Linked DNA regions of Homo sapiens: region 1 is linked to region 2. The links are chromatin contacts, found by Hi-C in ENCODE. All regions are on one chromosome and are shown on one strand. The core of a region is the stretch at or near the end of the contact, and the rest is flanking DNA. Distances in the headings are between cores, read along the strand shown. Region 1 holds the start of FOXJ2 (forkhead box J2). Region 2 holds the start of CCND2-AS1 (CCND2 antisense RNA 1).

The links. A loop is a pair of places that touch in the nucleus more often than their neighbours do. Pooled maps may share reads with other maps.
Region 1: a map of aorta shows a loop between it and region 2 (8-fold over the local background). The contact joins the promoter of FOXJ2 here to the promoter of CCND2-AS1 in region 2. A Hi-C loop is called at or near these places in 1 of 168 maps with a recorded cell type or tissue (aorta), 1 of 37 single-sample maps with no recorded cell type and 11 of 50 pooled maps.

What each region holds. Positions count from the first base shown.
Region 1 is chr12:8,031,231-8,034,350 of GRCh38, reverse strand. It overlaps FOXJ2 (forkhead box J2), which reads right to left and starts at 1,635. Exons shown (of 11, transcript NM_018416.3): 1 at 518-1,635. RefSeq lists silencers at 1,541-1,780, 1,801-1,950.
Region 2 is chr12:4,274,927-4,277,810 of GRCh38, reverse strand. It overlaps CCND2-AS1 (CCND2 antisense RNA 1), which reads left to right and starts at 1,627. Exons shown (of 2, transcript NR_125790.1): 1 at 1,627-1,752. It overlaps CCND2 (cyclin D2), which reads right to left. Exons shown (of 5, transcript NM_001759.4): 2 at 1,591-1,806.

The sequences.
Region 1 (3,120 bases), core at 386-2,885, 3.8 Mb before region 2:
TTGTCAAGGGAGCTATAATTGCAGTAAGCTGGAGGGAACACCTCTGGTGAACACTAAGCTGACCTCGGCATGCCCTGGGCAAGGCCAGGACCCCAGATGCCACCGTGATTTTCATGACAGCCCACTCTCCAGGGGAAAAGGCCCAAGGGTGAAGGGTGGTATGGGAATCTTACCACTGGTTGGGTTGTGTAAATCACTGCTACACAGTATGCATGTTCTCAAAATGCAGCTGTTTTCCGATAACCCTTTTCCTCAGCATGAAAACATCCACTTCCCTAAGGGACCTAAAATGAATCCCATCCCTTTAGTCCCCAAACACTAAGAAACCCATTTCTCAGAGCTTCTGCAGCAAGATGTGGGTTCAAATCCAGGAGCTCCCTTGGATCACATTTCCCATTGGATTTTCTGAGTCATCACTCTGTCTTCCCCGGCAGTGAAACCCACGATCCACCAGCTCAACCCCCTACACCCACTAGTGCCAGACAATGACAGAGAGAAGATGAAAGAAAGCACTAACCTGTCTCCAAGGTTCCTCCGGCAAAGGGAGGGAACCACCTGGTACTGGAGTTTGGGGTTGGAGGGATTCCCCTCTTCAGAGGCAGGTGACGGCTCTCATCCTCAGTGGCTCTTCCTGGACGAGGCTGAGCCTCCCAAGTTGGTGAGGGGAACTGGGTCCCCTGAGGATGAGGAGTCAAGGTTGGAGGAGGGGGAGGGGGAGGAGAAGGAGGTCCTACTTGGGGAAGGTGGCACACCCCCCACACCCTGCTTGTTACCCGGGGGAGGAGGGGAGGAGCCTCTCCCAACCAGGAGTTGTCTCCTCCCCCTTGGGGGAGTTCCCCTCCCCCCCAAACTGGATCTTTCTGAGGTGGAGGGCTCTTTCTGTCTGCTGGAGATAGGAGCGGAGGGGCTCCACCCCGTTCCACTGTCTAGGCACGAGGAAGTTGAGGGGGAGGTCTTCCCCTCTCCAGAAGGCTGAAAGCCGATTCCTCTTCTTTCCCTGGAGTGGCTTCTGAACGTAAGGACTCCTGTCTCCTGTGAATAGTGGTGGGCCGAGGGTGCCTACTCCACAGGCACAGCCCCGTCTCTCTTTGCCTCCAAAGTCCTGAACTGTTGAGAGTGTGTGTTTGGAGGGGCGGGGGCGCGCTAGGGTGGTCTCACTCTGCTTCCCTACGGAAAGCTCCCTTCTTTCCACTTCTGGGGGTCTCCTCCCCGGCCAGTACAGGGGTCTTCCTCGCCTCTAGGCAGGAGAGAGGCGTCCCCTCCAGGGGTCTCTTCTTTCCCTCACCCGAGTGGTAAGGGTCTTTTCTCTCCAACAGGGGGAGAGGTTGCTCGCGTCCCCGCTCCCGCCTCCGCTCCCGGGGTGCCCCAGAGGGTGGGGCTTTCGTACTCCCGGCTGTCCCTGAGCTGGCCTGGGCAGCACGGTCCGGGAGGCCGCGGCTCGAGACTCCGGTCCCTGCTACTGTGGCGGCAGCACCTCCTCTAGGGCCGTCCTGTCGGGTCCGCTCCCTTCGGCGCGTGGGGCTCCCCGCGCTGCCACCGCTCGGGCTCCGACCAGTCTGGGCTCCCGGGGAGCCAGAAGGCGGGCAGACAGTGTCAGGGCTCGGCGCGGGCTCGGGCTCGGCTCGGCTCCGCTGCAGGCCCCGGCTCCTCCCCGGCCTCCGCGCCGCGCTCCGCGCCCCTCCCCCTCCCCCGCCCGCCGGCCGCTGCCGCCACCGCCTCCCGGCGCGGGTTAAGGAGGAGCCGGGAGACGCCGAGCCGCGGGCAGCGCCGAGCCGCGAGCCTCGCTACCCGGTGTGCGCTCCGCCTGGAGAGCCACGGCCGCTCTCACGCCGGCGAGGGATCTCGCCGCCCTCGCCCACCTGCGGCCGCGTGGCTCCGGGAGTTCGCCGTCTACCCGGGATGACAACTCACTGCTCCCCGTCGGGAGAGTCCCTAGTGCGCACCGTATACCGTCAATTCCAGCTGACACCCCAACTCCGGCGTTTCATTCTGTTAAACTCCGTATACAGATGAACAGCCCCAGCTTTCTCAGGACTGTCTTTGATGGGCTTCTCTTTCCCTCGAGATAATTTATAAAGGATCATGAGCATTGAGGTGAAGATTGGGGTGAAGTTTATATGTTACCCTTATATCATCCTGGAATTCAGTAAATGCTCCTTGAATGAGTGGATACATGATAAATGAGCGTGTAACGGTGAAATAAACATCAGAAGATCTGGGTCCTGTTCCTTGTTTCAGCTTCCTAAACTTGTGCATGGCCCTTGTTCTCCGCAATCTTGCTCAGCGAAGAAGGGACCTTGATACTTGGCCTGCTTACCCTTTACAGCTGTCACATCCTGAAGTCATATTATTCTGCTGCAAATTCTCATATATTTCATACTCTGGCTTTTTTTTTTTTTTTTTTTTTTTTTTTGAGGTGTTGTTTCACTTATTGCCCAGGCTGGAGTGCAATGGCACGATCTGGGCCCACTGCAACCTACGCCTCCCGGGTTCAAGCGATTCTTCTGTCTCAGCCTCCCCAGCAGCTGGGATGCCTCAGCCTCCGGAGCAGCTGGGATTACAGGCGCGCGCCACCACGCCCGGCTAATTTTTGTATTTTTAGTAGAGATGGGGTTTCACCAAGTTGGCCAGGCTGGTCTCGAACTCCTGACCTCGTGATCCACCTTCCTCGGCCTCCCAAAGTGCTGGGATTACAGGTGTGAGCCACCGCGCCCGGCCCATACTCAGGCTTTTTAAACTTTTATCAAACTACCCTACTTTCTTTCCTTTCTTTCTTTATCTTTTTCTTCTTTTTAAATAGAGGCAGGGTCTCAGTATGCTGCCGAGGCTGGTCTTTAATTCCTGGGTTTAAACTATTCTCCCTTTTTATGCCTCCAAAGTGCTGGGATTACAGGCAGGAAACACGGCCCGGCCTACTCTCTACTTTATAGCACATAAGATAATAGGAGGCCAGGCGCAGTGGCTCACGCCCGTAATCCCAAAGCTTTGGGAGGCCGAGGCGGGGGGATCACTTGAAGTCAGGAATTGGAGACCAGCCTGGCCAACGTGGTGAAACCCCTGTCTCTACTAAAAATACAAAAATTAGCCCGGCGCGGTGGCGGACGCCTGTAGTGCCGGCTA
Region 2 (2,884 bases), core at 378-2,877:
GGCCTGTTTGCCAATGCACCCTCTCTCCCATTCACCTGGAGAACCTGGAATCTCTTTCATTTGCTAAACCAGCAACCAGAGCACCAGTCCCACAGCTGTGGGGCTGGGGGTGATTCCCTTTCCCTCCCAGGCCTCAGCCTTCTCATTTGTAAAATAGGACTCTTCCAAATCCCAACTTCTGGGATAAAGGGAATAGGAAAAAGCCAAGTTTGTTTGTAGCAATATATTGCTTGGCTAGTCCTGGAAAGATTTGGGTGTCCTGAAGAACATCTCAATTCACCATCCTCTCGAAACAAATGAACCATATGAAGATGATTTTTCCTGCTCTCTCATGAGAAAAACAAATTGGTTCCCAATTCTAACAATGTTTTCTTCATAAGCTTTAAAATCTGCCTTGGCTTTCTGTGTACAGCCGGGGTAAAGCACCCCAATAAACTACTAAACCACCATCATCTTCAAAGATGGCTTGAAATGCCAGCCCTTCCTCTTCACAGGGTAATGCGAGTACGAACCACTGGTCTTGCACCGTTATTAAAGGAAGCAGATCTCCCAGAAGAAAGCACCTTTCTAGGCCTCTCGGACCAAACCAGAAGCAGCTAAAACCTGGCAGCGGTTCAAAGGTGAAGTCATTCAGGCCCCTCTCCACATTCTCGGCAATTCCTCCCCCAACCTTGTGCATGTCTTCCACTAGATGGCAGCAGAGCCCCAGAAAGGAAGGCTCCTCACAAAGAGCTCAGTTCAAGAAGCCAGCCTCAGCCCTGTGGACTTTGTGCGGGCCCTACCAGTGAGGAGGGGGAGGGGCGGGAAGGAGGGGGTGCTTTTCTGAACAGTGCAAAGAGGGGTGTGCAAACCACCGAAGGTGGGCCTTGGAGCCGCTATTCCATGCGGTACAGCTGCAATATGGTCGTCTTATATGTCAAGCTGCAGGGAAAAGGAGTTAGATCAGGTGGGAAAAAGGTTCCCTGGTAGAAAAGCAGAGATAAGACAGGATCCCTGGGGTTGTACAGAGGTCACAGTCCCACTGGAGGTAGGAACCCAGGCCTCGGACTCCTTCAGTGAAAGGCCACATTTTGACTTTGCTCAAAAGTCAATGAACTGATATTTAGTGAACAGCTATTATGTGTTGGTATCTTGAGACTTTGTAGATATAGAGGGCATTACCTTTGAACTCCAAGTTTTTAGGAGACACCACAGCCACATACCTATCATGTGAACACGTTCTCAGACTATTTTTGGAAATTTGGAATTTAATTAAAATATTATCACTGTTAATTAAAATATTCCATGCGTCCCCTACACACATGCATACACAATTGCAAATGAGTCTCACCAACCCAAATCTCCATGAGGATCTTATTCACAGATGTAGCCTCAGTGCTGGGCACGGAGCCTGGGCACATAGTAGGAACACACAAAAAATAAACAGTGGTTTCCTATTAAATGAGCTATCGCCCATAAGTGGGTAAATTCTATTGGTGGGGTCATTCTGGATCCCAAGAATTTGCTCTGGCAGTGGTGATAGAAGGCATATTGTTGGCCAGGGGAAAGCGGGAATCGCAGAAAGGAAGGGAGGAAGGGGCCGGTCATTACCAGCAGCTCCTGAGGCTTGATGGAGTTGTCGGTGTAAATGCACAGCTTCTCCGCGGTCAGCGGGCTGGTCTCTTTGAGTTTGGAGGCCAGGAACATGCAGACAGCACCCAGGAGTTGCAGATGGGACTTCGGAGTCGGGACCCCAGCCAAGAAACGGTCCAGGTAATTCATGGCCAGAGGGAAGACCTCTTCTTCGCACTTCTGTTCCTCACAGACCTATAATGGGAGTGGGAAAGGGTTGGGGGGCGGGGGTGGAGAGCATAGCATCAGCAAAAGAGAAAAAGAATAAAAAAGCGTAATCTATCGAAACAAAAAAAATTAATTTTTTTTTGTGGGAGGGGGAGGGGACCAGAATGCGTGATAAGAATAAAGAACAAAGATGAGGAAACTGGAGTGAATCAGAATAGCCCATCAGTGCTTTGGTATTCCCAGGGATCCTATAAAAGGGGGTGAACTACAGCTCCAAAACGGGGAGTCGGAGAAGTGCGCAGCAGCCGCGGCAGCTCCGCGACGCTCCCTTTGGCTACTCCTTCGCGCACTCTAACTCACTCACTCTTTTTTGGATTTCGTCATCTTTTCAAAAAATCAATAAAAATATTCTGGAGGCTCCGGGGGTCCACTTCTTGGTCTCATCCGGATCCCCAGATCCTCCTCTATCATTCCCGACAATTGGAAAAAATGTCTGGGGGGGTCCCTGCGGCCCAGGGGCCGCTTTTGGGGGGGCGGGTGAGGAGAGGTGGGGAAGAGAGGGGGAGGGAGGAGAGGAGGAAGAGCGCCGCAGCCTCGGCAGCTGGAGTCGGAGCAGGGGGGGATGGTTTCAAAAAATAATTAAAAATCGAGGAAATATCCTAGAAAAGCCCTTTTGGCGTGAAAACCCCAAAGAAGAGCCAGGCTTCCCGAAACAGAGGTTTCGGGTGCCAGAAAGGTCTGTATTCCGACCCCTGGGGCTTTGGATCCCGGGAGGAAACTTGAAGGGGTGAGCGCCGCGGCGGGAGTGTCCGGCTGCGGCCCACAAGGACAGAAACTAGGGAACGCGGTGACGAGCGAGGGGAAAGACGGGAGCAGAGAGCCCTGGAAAGAGGCACGGGGGGCTCCCACCTCTCCTTCAGGGGTGACCCGGTATCCCCCCTACACACACCCCCTCCCCCCCTTCCTACCCCACCCAAATCTCCGCACCGAGGAAGCTGGAAAACCAAACTGTAAGTAATCTTCGTGAGGTGGGGGGTGGGGGAGAGGGCACGATTAGAAGTGGGGTGGCCGGGATAATGGGGTGCGAGGGTAAGCGGGCGACGTT